Linked DNA regions of Homo sapiens: region 2 is linked to region 1. The links are chromatin loops, found by intact Hi-C in ENCODE. Cell type or tissue: heart right ventricle. All regions are shown on one strand.

Region 1 (8,000 bases):
TACAAAGTAATATTACTTAAAAGAAAATGGACTGTGGCTCTCAGGTTTGCTTGGTCTATGTGGGCCTGGAAATTCTAGTAAATCTATTTGCTCAATAGGGTTTCCTATCTATTATTCATCATGGGTCTCTCCTATTTTGGAGAAATACTTAAAAATCATGGATATTTTCATGCTGTCAATATCTAGGATTCATTTGGCCTAAGAAAAGCTGAAAGCTGTGTAGTTTGACAAAAGACTTGCCAAGAAAGTTAAATATATCTAGTTCTCCTTTTCCCATGTTTGACATTTCCATGGAGGAAGGGAGACAAGGAAAGAAGTTGCAAATATATTAGCATTCTTTCTGTTTTTCTCTGCCTGATATACTCCATGGAATCAATCTTGTGTGTACATTTAGGGAAAAAGTCTTTACATGATTACAATAAGCCAGATCTCCCTTCTTCCTTTTTTGCCTCTTCACTCTCCCTCACTGAAAACCTCTGATTTAAAGGCAGGAAAGCTTTAAAAATGTACACACTTTGGGATTCAGCCCTGTTGCTGGCATGTGTCAATAGTTCATTCTTTTTATTACTGTGCAATATTCCATTGTATTGATATGCCATAATTTATTTATCCATGCACATACTGATTGACATTTGAGTTGTTTCAAGTTTGGGGCTATTACAAATAAAGCTGCTATGAATATCCATGTAAAAGTATTGGCGTGACATGTTTTCACTTATCTTGAGTAAATGCTCTGGAGTGGAGTGACTGGGTCATATGACAGGTGTATCTAACTTTTGAAGAAATGGTCAAACTGTTTCCCAAAGCGGCTGTACCATTTTACATTCCCACACCCATGTATGAAAATTTCAGTTGCTTCACCCTGCCAACACATGGTTTGGTCATCAACCTTTTACATTTTATTAATTCAAATAAGCATATATTACTCTCATTGTAGTTTTAGTTTTCATTTCCCTGATGACTACAAACATTGAAATTTTCATCTGCTTATTCACCATTCTTATACCTTCTACAAATTGTGTGAGTCCACTTACAAATTCTTGTGAAGAAAGTGGTAATGACTGAAAGCAAGTTAGTGATTGCCTTGGGACAAGGCAGAAGAAGGGATGAGTTGCAAGGGGCACAAGGAAACTTTTCAGAGTTATGGAAATTCTTGTTATCCTTATTAAGGTGAGGGTTACACAGACATATACAGATGTCACAGCAAATTAAATTATATACTTTAAATATATGCAGCTTATTGTATTTCAATTCAATTACACCTCAACTAAATTATAAAAAATCCAAAAACTTTATTAGAAGTAAACCAAAAGCAAAATTCTAAGCCTCCCAACCAACTGAACAGACTCCTCCTCACAGCCAAAGGCATTCTAAAGTTAATTTGAAAAACTAGTTCAGGCCATGATGGGAAATGAGGGTCTGACATGCCTCATTATACCCTTCTCCCTTTGGAATTCAAGCACAGTTGACCAACATTAACATGAAAACAGAGGCCTTAAGACTGATAGAACAGACTCTTTAAGACTGGTAAGAAATATTCCCTTCCACGGATTCTATCTGCATAATGGGAACCTCGCTGTCCATAAACTCTTATCTCAACCCAGACATTCCTTCCTATTGATTTTAGTCAATAACTTAACTCTTTAAACCAATTGCCAATTAGAAAATTCTTGAATCCACCTATGACCTGGAAGCCCTTGCTTCGAGTTGTCCTGCCTTTCTGGACTCAACCAATATACATCTTACATGTATTAATTGATGTCTCATATCTCCCTAAAATGTATAAAACCAAGCGGTAGCCCAATCACCCTGAGCACGTGTCAGGACCTCCTGAGGCTGTGTCACTGGTTCCAGGTGAGGTGTCAGAGCCTCAGCAACAGAAAATGGTTAATCACAGGTAGTAAGAAGAATTTACCAACGATGTTATTGGCAGTGAATCCATACAGGTCTGCAGCAACCTCAATTCTTGCTCCTCAGAAGAAAGAATTTGACTGAGGGGCATAAGGTAGAAGGAGAGACTGAGGCAAGTTTTAGAGTAGGAGTGAAAGTTTATTAAAAAGTTTAGAACAGGAACGAAAGTATACTTGAAAGAGGGCTGAGCAGGTGAGTTGAGAGAGTCAAGGGCCCTGTATGACCTTTGACTTGGGGTTTTATATGTTGGCATTCATCTGGGGTCATGTGTCCCTTCTCCCCTGATTCTTCCCTTTGGGTGGGCTGTCCACATGCACAGTGTCCTGCCAGCACTTGGGAGAGGAGCATGCACAGTGTTTTTAGTGAAACTATATGCATGCTCATTTGAGGCGTTCTTCCCTTACCAGCTGAATATCACTAGAAGGCCATACACCAGTTAAACTCTACCATTTTGCCTCTTAATGTGTGTGCTTGAGCCCACTTGCCTAACTCCTAAGATCTTATCAGGAAGCTGCTGATCCCTAGTTTCAGGTTTTTTGTGTTAATTGGGAGACTGCCTTTTCCTGGTGTTGGCTGTGGCCAATTATCTTAGAGAGACAGGTAACAACCACTTCACCATCACTTGATGGTCACCTGACATTTCTGGTGGGGGGTAGGGGGGCTCCCTCTCCTGCGGTGCTCATGTCTGACTAGCTACCTACTCTAACAATAAAATATATAAAACTCATGTTTGGTTGCTAAACTGAAGGAAGTCACAATTTATTACCGCAGAATATATTTCTTGGATGTATTTTGAAATGGCTGCCACAGGGCCAGCAGACTGAAGTGGCCCTGCAAAGCAGTCTTTTGTGGCAGAAATTTGCATCTGTAGAGAATCTCCATTAATGCAGCTAATGTTTCCTAGATCCGTTTCTAGGCCCTTTCCTGGATCTAGGATAGATTAGCCGAGAGTCTGACACCTTTAATGTTCCAAAAAGAGACACCACCTAATCTCTCTGAGGGCTTCTACCTCTGAGGTTTTGTCAGAAGCATGTGAACCCGAGCAACTCCATCTTGAATAGGAGCTGGGTAAAATGAGGCTGAAACCTACTGGGCTGCATTCCCAGATAGTTAAGGCATTCTAAGTCACAGGATGAGATAGGAGGACAGCACTATATACAGGCCACAAAGATCTTGATGATAAAACAGTTTGCAGTAAAGAAGCCGGCCAAAACCCACCAAAACCCACATGGTCATGAGTGACCTCTGGTCATCCTCACTGCTACACTCCCACCAGCACCATGACAGTTTACAAATGCCATGGCAACATCAGGAAGTTACTCTAAATGGTCTAAAATGGGGAGGCATGAATAATCCACCCCTTGTTTAGCATATCATCAAGAAATAACCATAAAAATGGGCAACCAGTAGCCTTCGGGCCTGCTTTGTCTATGGAGTAGCCATTCTTTTATTCCTTTACTTCCTTAATAAACTTCCTTTCACTTTACTGTAAAGACTTGCCCTAATTTCTTTCTTATGTGAGATCCAAGAACCCTCTCTTGGAGTCTGGATCGGGACCCCTTTCCCATAACAGTTTTCGTCTACACAGCAAGACCACCTTTGCTAGGCAAGCCTCCTATTCTGCCCCTCCCATCACCTATCTTGCCACAAAAACCTGATTTAACAGCATAACCTGTTTCTTCCCATGCTCTGAACCAACTGTCTTTCTACAACCTCAAGGTGGTATATAAGCTTCAGTATCTTACTGGGGGTTGAGTCTTCATGCTGAAGGCTCCTCTGTATACATGTCAAATACATGTGTATGCCTTTTCTCCTATTAATCTGCCTCATGTCAGGAATTTTTGAACCTCCAGAGGGCCAAAGGCCTTGACCCCTACACAACAAAGCTTATTTCTTACGGTTAATTTTGAACATTCTAAAGCCAGAACTAGTGTATTTAATTTTAAAATGTTGTGCTCATTGAGTAAAAAAATGTAAGATTGTCCAGAAACATAATATTTATCTTAAACCAAAAAGCTTAGTCACTAGATGATTTGAATTTCTCTTCCATTTTTACATTTCTGGTCTGTGTCTTCAGCAACAACCATGATTTTTCTTCCATTTGGTAGTAATTGTACCTTCAACACCCCAAAATAATTTTTGAAACAAAGTGTTCAATGTAATAGCAATGTTATGAACCAAATTCATAAAATCACAAACATAGGATGTATCATATTTATAACAAAAACTTGGCATGGCCCAGTGGCCTTCTAACCAAAAAAAAAAAAAAAAAAAGAAAAAAAAAACGCAAAACAAACAAAAAATAAAACCTTCATTTTATAGCATTATTGTGTCTTTTTTTATTTAATCATTGACAAATAGTACTTTCTTATACTTCAAAGTTTTAAATGCTGAAATATCTTTTATGCATCAATGTCCAAGCATTGACTTTACAGTATTTTTCTCATTACTCTGAATTTTAAGAATTATGTTTGATATTAAGTTAAAATTTATTTGCTCTTTACATCAATCTATAATCAAGAGCATTTCTAAGAAGCTCTCTTACGATTCTCAAATAGGATTGACAAAATAGCTCTTTTAACTAATGCATATATAATGCAATAAAGGGCAAAACTATAATCTACGTATTTCATTAAATGCTTTCTGAAGGCAGGACCCAATTATCAGAGGTTCAGTTTCTTCACTACTTACGGTCGAATCTTCAAAAGGTTTTCTTTGTCTTGTATTGTTTGCGGTAGAGTAAATGGTTGCATAGGTGGTTGTGTGCTGCTCCCTACTGGAGAATAGCAAAGTCATGAATTCATGGGTAAGGCAACAACGAGTCTTCTTATCATTGTTTTCCCAGCTCTGTTCAAGATAGAAATTTAGGGCTCAGGTATATTTAAGCTTTCATATTTTATGTCCACCCTAGACTATGTTTCTAAGTAATAAAATAGGTTACAAATCTAGTCCACAAACATATGCCACACTCACTCTAAATGTCAGCAAATGATGTCCTCTTTTATTGTATTTATTTATTTTTTTTGAGATGGGATCTCACTGTCACCCAGGCTGGAGTGCAGTGGCATGATCTTAGCTCGCTGCAGCCTCAACCCCCTGGGCTCAAGCAATTCTTCCATCTTAGCCTCCCTCATAGTTGAACTACAGGCACATGCCATTACGCCTGGCTAATTTTTGTAGAGACAAGTTTTTGCCATGTTGACCAGGCTGGTCTCAAACTCTTAAGCGCAAGTGATCCTCCCACCTCAGCCTCCCAAAATGCTGGGAGCCCCCGCACCCGGCTGATGTTCTCTTTTAATTTATGAAAAAGATTAAGGCCAACATAACAGAAGGACATGGATAATGGTTAAAAGCAGAGTTAGACAGGTCTGGCTTTACATCATACCTTGATTGTCCTGTGATATTAGGTAAGTTGCCTAAACATTAAGCCTTACATTTTATCATCTATATAATGTGAGTTATCCCACGAAATGTTAGTTATCTCATAAGATCATTGTGAGAATTAAATTCCATGCAGAAAGCACTTATCATGGTTCCTGGAATATAATACATGCTTAACAGGTGTCAAAGTAACAATGATAATTCAATTAGCTACTCGATATTTTCTGCAACCAAAACCAAAATTTCTCCAAAAGCAACTTCCCTCCCTACCTCAGTATGTCCCTATAAGAATTGTGTCAGGTTCTCTTGAAGGCTCCGCCCACACTTGTGTTCTTTGTCTTAAGCTCTATCGCATCACCTGCTACTTTTCTCTATTAATGAATCCCTCTTTTAAACTTCTTTTCCTATGTACTGATTTTTCCTCCCTGAGCACAAACAAACACGCTTTTCTGTTTTGAGATTTAGCCCTATCATGACCTTTTTTTGCAAAACCAAAGTTTCTAAATATGAGTCTGCATTGGCCACTTTCCGGTCTCTTACTCCTTGTTACGTAGTACTACTTTTCTCACCCTACTCAAACTCTTTTTTTCAGGGTCACCTATGTTTGGTCTCCTTTTGGCCACATTTAATATCCATGTCTCTATTCTTGCTCTCTGTGAGCTATTTGCAGCCTCGACTTGGTTTTCTTCAGTTTCAGAACACAGCTCTCTTTTCCTCCCTTCTTAAATTTCCCCTTCATATTGACTGCTTAAATATGGACATAGCCTTGAATTATCATTTTGCCTCTTTCCATTTTGTTCTGTACTGTTTCTGATCTTATCTTTATTTTTGTCTTATCACTCATTGCCCCCTCTGTGAATGAGTCTCATGTCCACCATTATCAGCCACATTTCAGTATGTGTTCTAAAGCCCGATGGCTGTCTTTATTTCGAGAGCTCAATGATATCTTTTCCCCAAACCGTCTCCTGCTTAGTTTCCATATTTTTTATGTTTTATACCTTACTCAGGCTCATGTTCCTAGATTGATCTTGATTTATTTCACCTTCCTATTCCCTATCATCAAGTCTGTCAAAAGTCTTAAGTCTCCAGAAACTTTTTCTTTTCAAAATCAACTATTCTTTTGTTTCTATTCCCAGAGCTTCAGTTCTAGTTAGGGTTCTTATCTCATGATACCAAACAATAATTGTCTCCTACCTGAACCCCCTGAAGCTACATCCTTTACATTCAAAGTGGTTCAAACACTTTCGTAAGTCCTGCCTTTCTAATCCAGTGCTTTCTGTATTCCTTCTTTGCTGAAAACTTTCATATTGATGTCATTTCAGAGTTTTATAGAGTCAAAAGGAAATAAAGTTTGGAAAGTAAGTTAGGAATCACATATTCCAACCTACTCAGTTTATTAATGAGAAAATTTAAACCTAGGCAATTTACATGGTTTACCAGAGGTTGCAAAGTTAGTAGCAAACTAGAATTTAGGCTTCAGATGGCATCAGTTGATTTTTCTGTACAATCGTATAATTTGCTGTCAAAAGATTAATACTAATTCCTCAAACAAGTACATAAGACCTTTTGTAATCTGGGTTCTGTCAAATGCTCCACACATGGTGTTCAGACAATCCGGTTTATTCACTGTCTCTTAAACACACCTGTGCAAGGCTGTCTCTGTGTCTTTGCTCAGGATATATATATACACACACACATATATATACATATGTACATATATATACACACATATATACATATATATACACATATACATATATACATATATATACACATATACATATATACATATATACATATATACGTATATATACATATATACATATATATATCTGAAATTCTCTCTTTTCTAACTCTTACCTTTACTGTAACAGTTTCACATACATCTTCCATTAAGACTTCCCATTAATTCTAAATCTGTTCATTATTTTCTCAGAGTTATTGTAGTAATAATTATGTTTCCTTTCTTAAATTTGGCACACATGATTTGTGTTTTTATATTTATTAAGAAAATTGATGCTTTTTCCATAGTAATTCATTCTCCCTTTTTATTGTATAGCAACCTTGTGGTTTCAGAGACTGTTTTTAGTTTCAATGACAGGTACTATCCAAGACTCTGACATGGAAGGCTAAAACTTAGAATTATCGGGTTCTCCTTCTTCTAAAAATCCTAAACCTTGGATATGAGGTCCACACCACTGCACATAAGAACAAGCAAAGTGAAGAGAGTCAAGGGAAGCAGAGGCAGGACTTGCCAATTAAGTTATCTTTATCCTCCCTACCTTAGGATGTGACATTGTGATATATTTATTTTTTATTTAACTCAAAGTGATTTGGATGTGTGGCTACTTGCAAAGTAAAGCAGACTGATTGAAACAATGCTTCTGTTGTCTGTTCCAACAAGAATTTTACATCTGTGGGAGATGTCATCAGTCTCATGTACCTTTTTAACCTAAGTGCCAAACCCAAAGTGTTGCCCATAAGGGGAATTTAATAAAATTTACTGTAATTTGCATAGGTTTATATACTATGCTTTATTATTCCTATATTTCCGTATTTCTTGGTATCTTCTAGAAACACTTCTGAACATGTCCACCTAGCACTTGCCAGATCCCATAAGACTCAGACCAAATGTGTGTATATGTTTATGTGTACATATGTATATTGATACTTAGTAGACGAGCTCCTAGTTATTTTTAGATAATAAT
Region 2 (8,000 bases), 250 kb before region 1:
CCAAATCATGAGGGAATTCCCATTCACAATTGCTTCCAAGAGAATAAAATACCTAGGAATCCAACTTACAAGGGATGTGAAGGACCTCTTCAAGGAGAGCCACAAACCACTGCTCAACGAAATAAAAGAGGACACAAACAAATGGAATAACATTCCATGCTCATGTATAGGAAGAATCAACATCGTGAAAATGACCATACTGCCAAGGTAATTTATAGATTCAATGCCATCCAGATCAAGCTACCAATGACTTTCTTCACAGAATTGGAAAAAACTACTTTAAAGTTCATATGGAACCAAAAAAGAGCCCACATTGCCAAGACAATCCTAAGCCAAGACAACAAAGCTGGAGGCATCACACTACCTGACTTCAAACTATACTACAAGGCTACAGTAACCAAAACAGTGTGGTACTGGTACCAAAACAGATATATAGACCAATGGAACAGAACAGAGCCCTCAGAAATAATACCACACATCTACAACCATCTGATCTTTGACAAACCTGATGAAAACAAGAAATGTGGAAAGGATTCCCTATTTAATAAATGGTGCTGGGAAAACTGGCTAGGCATATGTAGAAAGCTGAAAGGATCCCTTCCTTACACCTTATACAAAAATTAATTCAAGATGGATTAAAGACTTAAATGTTAGACCTAAAACCATAAAAACCCTAGAAGAAAAGCTAGGCAATTCCATGCAGGACATAGCCATGGGCAAGGACTTCATGACTGAAACAGTTCTTAATCATTGAGATAATATTAAGCAGAATAGCTTCATTTGGATGGTAACCTGGACTTTAATCCCCAAAAGTGAAGAGTTCCATTTCTGACATGGCAAGGAAATTCAATCAACTAAAGAACATCTGTTTTTTAGTAGCCCCAATTCTGAATGGCATATCCTTTATATAGCTATGATTGGCTAATACAATAGGAAAGTTTCAGACTAATCCAGTCACTCAAATAATTATCCATTGTATCAAAATCTACAAAGTTCCAGCACTTTCTGGTCTAGGAACCAACAAACTGTGTCTTGTGTGCCAAATACAGCTTATCATATATATCATATATATGTGTATATATACATATATATGTGTATATATACATATATGTATATATGTGTGTATATATACATATATATGTATATATGTGTGTATATATACATATATATGTATATATGTGTGTATATATACATATATATGTCTATATGTGCGTATATGTGTGTATATATGTATATATGTATGTATATATGTATATATACATACATATATGTATATATACACACATATAATATATACATATTTATACACACATGCACATATATAAATACACATATATACATATATACACACATATATGTATATATACATATATACATATATACACATATGTATATATACATATATACATATATACACATATGTATATATACACATATGTATATATACACATACACATATGTATATATACACATACACATATGTATATATACACATACACATATGTATATATACACATACACATATGTATATATACACATACATGTATATATACACATATATGTATATATACACATACACATGTATACACATACACATATATGTATATATACACATACACATATATACACATATACACATATACACATATATACACATATACACATATATAAGTATATATACACATATACACATATACGTATATATACACATATATACACATATACGTATATATACACATAATACACATATACGTATAAATACACATATATACACATATACGTATATATACGTATATACACATATATACACGTATACGTATATACACATATATACACGTATACGTATATATACACATATATACACATATATACACATATACGTACATATACGTATATATACACCTGTGTACATACACGTATATACACGTATATATACACGTATGTGTACATACACATATATACACGTGTATATATACACGTATGTGTACATACACGTGTATACACGTATATATACACGTATGTGTTCATACACGTATATACACGTATATATACACGTATGTGTATATACACATATATATATAAAGATTTATTGGAACACAGCCATGACCATTTGTTATATATTGTCCGTGGCTATATTTTTTTGTGCCACAATGACAGTGCCAAGTAGTTGTCACAGAGCCTGTATGGCCTATACAGCCTAAAATATTTTCTATTTGGTCCTTTACAGAAAATTTGCCAATAACTGTTTTCTTGCTTAGTTACATTTTTATCAGATAAATATTTTATTCAACGTGTGTATTAAACTGAGTCAAATGTAGCTTTAATGTTTAGAAGTGAACCCTACTATTAATACATATTGAACTTACAGAGTTTTTGTTACTAGACAGTTCTACAGTCTGGCAATGAATGATAATAGTTGACTATAAAAGTTTAACTCATCTAATGGTATCAATGTTTAAACCCTCACATCAATTCGCCCATTTCATAATTACCTTTAGAGACTTCCCTTCCCATAAGGACTATAGATTTTCTCTATTACATTTCCCAAGACAGACCTTGCTAATTCTTTTGGCCTTTTGTCCACACAGATCTTAGACCTGTCTATGCATAATTCTTAACCAATTCAAGACTTTTTCAACTAAATGATTTCAAGCAATTATCAAATGATTGGTAAAAGAAATGTATTTGCCATTCAGGTCTTAGACTGCATATGATATTTATAATTCATTATTTAGTTAGCAAGCCTGCTGAACTTCATATTTTGCATGCTGAATTATTATAAACAAACCTTTTGTATTTAAACCCAACATGGAAACCATAGTGTTGCACTGTAAATTACTTAAAGGGAATGTTAGCCTCCAAGTACACTACCAGGCACTATCCGAGAGCTCTGTCCTAAAGGAACAAAAAAATTGTAGAACAATTCAAGATTATTAAATATCACAATTTATTGATCAACTTCAAATGCACAGTGAGAAGCTAGGGCAAAGAGAAAAGATAGATTTACAAGTTTAGGACAGAGTACTAAGGAGGGTAAAAGTCCCACTATATATGAATCCTGAAGTACACAATATTCATATGTTCTGTCTCTCTGTTGCATCAACTTTCTCTTTTAATGGTGGGGTTACTAAAACCAGATTTGGAGTATAAGCAAGGGAGTCCAAAATACAGAAGGGGACTGGTGTCAAAATTAATTCTTGTTATATTGGAGAGACACAGGGGAAAGTATACCTGGCCACAGCTGTAGAGAACCAGAGGCCTGCTGAACAGACATGTCTGTCATTTGTTTTATTCATATTGCCAGCAGGGGGACTAGTGGGACACCTCTTTGACCCATATAAATGTAGTATGTTATGTACAGTTAGTGGCTTAAGTATATTTGACAATTCCATCTCTTCCTGTGTTCAATAAATGCTTTCCTTGATATCTGACATGGTACTCTACTTCCTTAAACTTAGTTTCATCTATGTTTGTCATTTGTTTCCTTTATTAGCAAAGCTAAATGTCCTTAAATAATATGGAAAACAGAAATAGAAGAGCAATACTTTCTGGCAAGAGATTATCTGCAAGAGAAATTTCAGAATCCAAGTAATCCTACTGTGCATTTGATTACTCTGCTGATGCCCTTGTGGCTGACTTGTACTTCTACTAAACAAACTGTGAATATGCTGGCTGCAGGGCTAAGATGGAAAGGCAATGAAAGTGGATAAAGAAACATTCCTAAATTAGCCAGTATAGATATAGTTTCACAAACTCATCACAGCAGCATTTAAAAATAATTTTTCAAGTATCTACAAGGACATATCCAACATTAACCTACATTGGTATTTCAAATTGGTTCTACTCTCAAATAGAGTCCTGCTCCCTAGTCTATATCCAAAGATATATAAATCCTTTTCGTGTGTATTTCCATTCTAAGATGATTCCACAGAAGTCTCCAATAACTGAATTCTATTCTTTAATGCTAATGTGGCAGAGTATGTGAAATTACTCACCACTTACTTCAGAGCCTTCTCTGTTACGTAGGTTCCTCTTTCCACAAATGCCCTAGTCCTCAACCATGTAGAATGAAGACAAGATTAGGGCTGAGGAACAGCTGCCAAACTGTCACTTTAAGCCTAGATAGTTCCAAGCTCAGCTCTTTCATACCGGCCTCATTGACTCTTTGTTTTAGAGACGGGGTTTCACTCTGTTGCCCAGGCTGGAATGCAGTGGTGTGATCGTAGCTCACAACAGCCTGAAACTCCTGGGCTCAAGGGATCCTCCTGCCTCAGCCTCCCAAATAGCTGGGACTACAGATATATGCCATCACACGCAGCTAATTTTTAAATTTTTTTTGTAGAGACAGGGTCTTGCTGTGTTGCCCAGGCTAGTCACAAACTCCTGTCCTCAAGCTATACTCCCACCTCGGCCTCCCAGCGTGCTGGGATTACCGGCAAGAGACACTGTGCTCAGCCTTCCTCATTCACTTTCTATATAACAGTATAGACTTTCTCCACTGTAAATACTCTTTGAATTTTCTTCTCTTTATCCCCTCCCTTGCTCCTGCTCCCTACTCCACTGCAGACATGTGGCAAGCAGGCCATCTAGCAGTCTAGCCCAGTTTTGTGCTCATAGTACAACTCCAGTGCTATTATTCAGTATACATTTATAAAACAGAAAGCTACTGGATCCTGAAGAATCTCTTTATTCAGATGAATAATTTTTATATCAGATAAAGTCTAGGACCTGTCTCCAATTTTAGTATCCCTTATCTGCTCCTAACCTATTCATTACTTTACATGCAGTATATATATTTGTCGTTAATACTGTCAAGTAGATCAAATAACACATTCCAGCAAATCAAAGGAGTATAAAGTTTAATACCACTTCACCCTCTACTCTGCCATATAGATTAGCTTTATTACTGTTTGAAAATATTTACAAGCTCAACAGGGCAAATTATAAAACTTAGTGGGATATTTATAGCAACATTTTCAGGTCTGATGAACTTCCCCCTCATCTCAGTATGTTTATGTCCTTCTGTTAATACATCAAACTAATACCAGCAACAGGTCAAATAAAACTCTTACAGCTAGTCAAACTTCAGTGACTTAAATCAGGGCTTTTCCAAAATTTCGAGTGTCTATGAATTTCTTAAAGATCCTGTTAAACTGTGGATTCTGATTCAGTGGGTCTGAGGTAGAACCAGAGATTCTGCATTTTTAACAAGTTCCCAGGTGATGTTGAGGCTGTTTGTCTAAGATTCATGTAATTAAAGGAAAATTTTAAAATATTTATATTTATCCTATGTCACAGCCCCCTTCATGAGTATGCAGAATGAAACGTTTTGCAATGTGTAGATTGTACTACTAGCATCTGGGAACAGTTGGAAAAAGGAAATAGGAGTGATATGTAAATAAGTCATGAAAGGATAATAGCTCATATAAAACTATAGTAACAATATCAAACAATATGGAAGTCAACTACATTCAAAAATAAAAATAAGCAAAATCATTTTTCTAATAACAAAAGTTTTTATTTTCACAAATATTTTAAAATGCAGCTACCTTTGAGCCACAAAAGGAAAAAGCAGTATTCCTTTTATGTATTTGATACAAATATTAAACATAACTCAGTTTTAGTTCATTAGCTCAGCTCAGTGAAAATAGCTCAGGAAAAAAAAAGTCATAGGTAATGCTATTGGTATATGCAGGAAACCAGAAGCGACGACATTGAGTTCAAAATCCATTTAGAATTGTAGACAGGCCACAAGGGGCAGGTGAAGAGAGCAGCCACAGAGTCACTAATACATTGGACTTCAAACAGAAAAACTGAAATGTCAGTTGGTACACACCTAAAACAAACTCCAACTAGAAAGATAATTATGTAGCTCAGACATTGATAACAGGTTAAGAAATTTGTACGTGCATACTGTTTTTTTTTTTTGAGATGGAATCTCGCTCTGTCACCAGGCTGGAGTGCAGTGACGCGATCTCAGTTCACTGCAACCTCTGCTTCCCAGGCTCAAGAGATTCAGTCTCCCGAGCAGCTGGGACTACAGGCATGGGCCACCACACCCCGCTCATTTTTGTATTTTTAGTAGAGATGAGGTTTCACCATGTTGGCCAGGATGGTCTTGATCTCCTGACCTCGTGATCCACCTGCCTCCCAAAGTGCTGGGATTACAGGCATGAGCCACCATGCCTGGCCATGTATACACATCTTAATACAAATATTTTCAGAGATAACCATTGCGTGATAGCTATTTTTTTTCTTGAAATGATACCCTCCTTCACCCTTTTCTGTCAGAACTGAAAGCTACATAGCTTCTTCTATTTCTTCATGCACTTGTTAGAAGCAATATGCATTAACCTATTTTCCGATGCTGTTGATTCTCTAATCTGTTAATCCATTTGCAGACGCTATTGATTTTCAAACTTAAGTTATGAATACCTGCTATAATTCTGTGGTTAATAACCAGCTTTGGAAAGAAAATGTGCTTCTATCAAAGGGTACAATTTTTCTATGACTAAAACATATAAATTCATCCATGAGCAATTGCAAGTGTCCAAACATTTACCCTTTCTGAACAACATTAACTTCGCCAGGGCAAAACAAAGTCACACATGTAACATATTCCCCAAGTTGCCCCACTCCCACCACAGTGCATATGTGCACACACACACACACACACACACACACACACATCCAAAGCCCAGATTTCATGTAAAAAAAATCTCCCCTTAAGTAATTATTTTTCCTACTGCATATTTTTAATCTCGTTGTCTTTGTATATGAATTGTCTTTCCTCTTATATTCCTTTTACAGAATTTGAGAAATGAAACACTGAGGAATGATAAAGATTATACATGTATTCAAACAATATTAAAGACATATAGGTCAAAACCTTTTCTGATATCTAAATGCTATGAGATCATCCCTGTATTAAGATCTGAGTCATGATTAGTCATAATATACAGGTCAATATGTATATTCTCATCCAATTATCTTTAGAAGTTTCTACATTATATAACTCAGCCCTACATGCCTCAATGATTAAAAAACTTTCCTTTATATTAGATGGACATGTCCACAAATATCCTAATGCAAATAGAATAAACCTTGTATTATCAGAAGAACATGTCTACAATGTTATCTTACATATTAATATCTTGGACAGATACTTCTTTTATCTTCCCAGTTAAAAGGAAAGGCACTAAGTATGCTTTAAGCACCTTCAGAGATGCAAAAGATCTTTCCAAACAGGTAGATTCTTGGTTTGTGGCTTTTCTGTAGTAATGCTCAACATTTACTCTGGCGGCTATCATAAGGAGGAGGCTAAAAGTTATTTTCGATTTTAGTATCCAAACAGGCCAGTTACTATTCCTTTGTCCTGTATCCTTCTGTGGGTAAAACACAAGCTAGAATTTGGTTTATCTTCCCTTTCTATGCTGGAGCTTTTTAGGAGAACTAATGCTCTCAGAATAAGTGAACCCCTGCTCAAGAAACAGAGTTACCTATTAATGTGTCTCCTTATGAAAAAGGAAAAACCTTTGCAATTGTCCTACTGCTGTAAAGGATGAAACCAAATGTCTTTTTGTTCTTCATCCAATTAGCTTAAAAAATTAGCCTAGAACAAAGTGGTAGAAATTTAGAAAGCATATTTCAGCAAGGACTATGGATTTATAAAGAAATGTGGATTCAGATAAAATATACTTCAGAGAGAAAATTAGGATAAACATTTTATGACACAAGAGGAACTAGAAAAAGCACAGGAATTTAAGGAAGAACATATTTTAATGGTTGAAACCTGTCTTTATGAGGCGATTATGACAGCAAAAAATATTATAATGAATAACAATGCATAGTCTACGCTTTGTAATATTTCATACAATAATTCCTTTATCATTTACATCTCTTAATGCTAGAAAAGCATTCTGAAGATGCCAAGCGTAAGTTGCAACTGAGTAAAAAAAAAAAAGCAAAATTTACTCAATTTCCAGAAGAGGTGCAGAACA

Evidence for each region. Peaks named below come from ENCODE experiments on the same cell type or tissue, not always from the same donor. Only the 100,000 strongest peaks of a DNase experiment are listed, where the experiment ranks them.
Region 2: a loop joins it to region 1, with 5 times the contacts of the local background. A loop is called at or near these places in 27 of 110 quality-filtered maps.

The regions. Positions count from the first base shown.
Region 1 is chr7:80,425,315-80,433,314 of GRCh38, reverse strand. No RefSeq gene overlaps it. Among named protein-coding and RNA genes, the nearest start is that of GNAT3, 83 kb to the left of the region's middle. In heart right ventricle, a CTCF peak has its summit at 4,684 (motif pointing left); a DNase peak (open chromatin) is centred at 4,677.
Region 2 is chr7:80,676,771-80,684,770 of GRCh38, reverse strand. CD36 (CD36 molecule (CD36 blood group)) reads right to left here. Exons shown (of 15, transcript NM_001001548.3): 15 at 5,497-8,000. Among named protein-coding and RNA genes, the nearest start is that of CD36, 42 kb to the right of the region's middle. In heart right ventricle, CTCF peaks have their summits at 3,096 and 3,298; a DNase peak (open chromatin) is centred at 4,191; H3K27ac peaks cover 3,704 bases.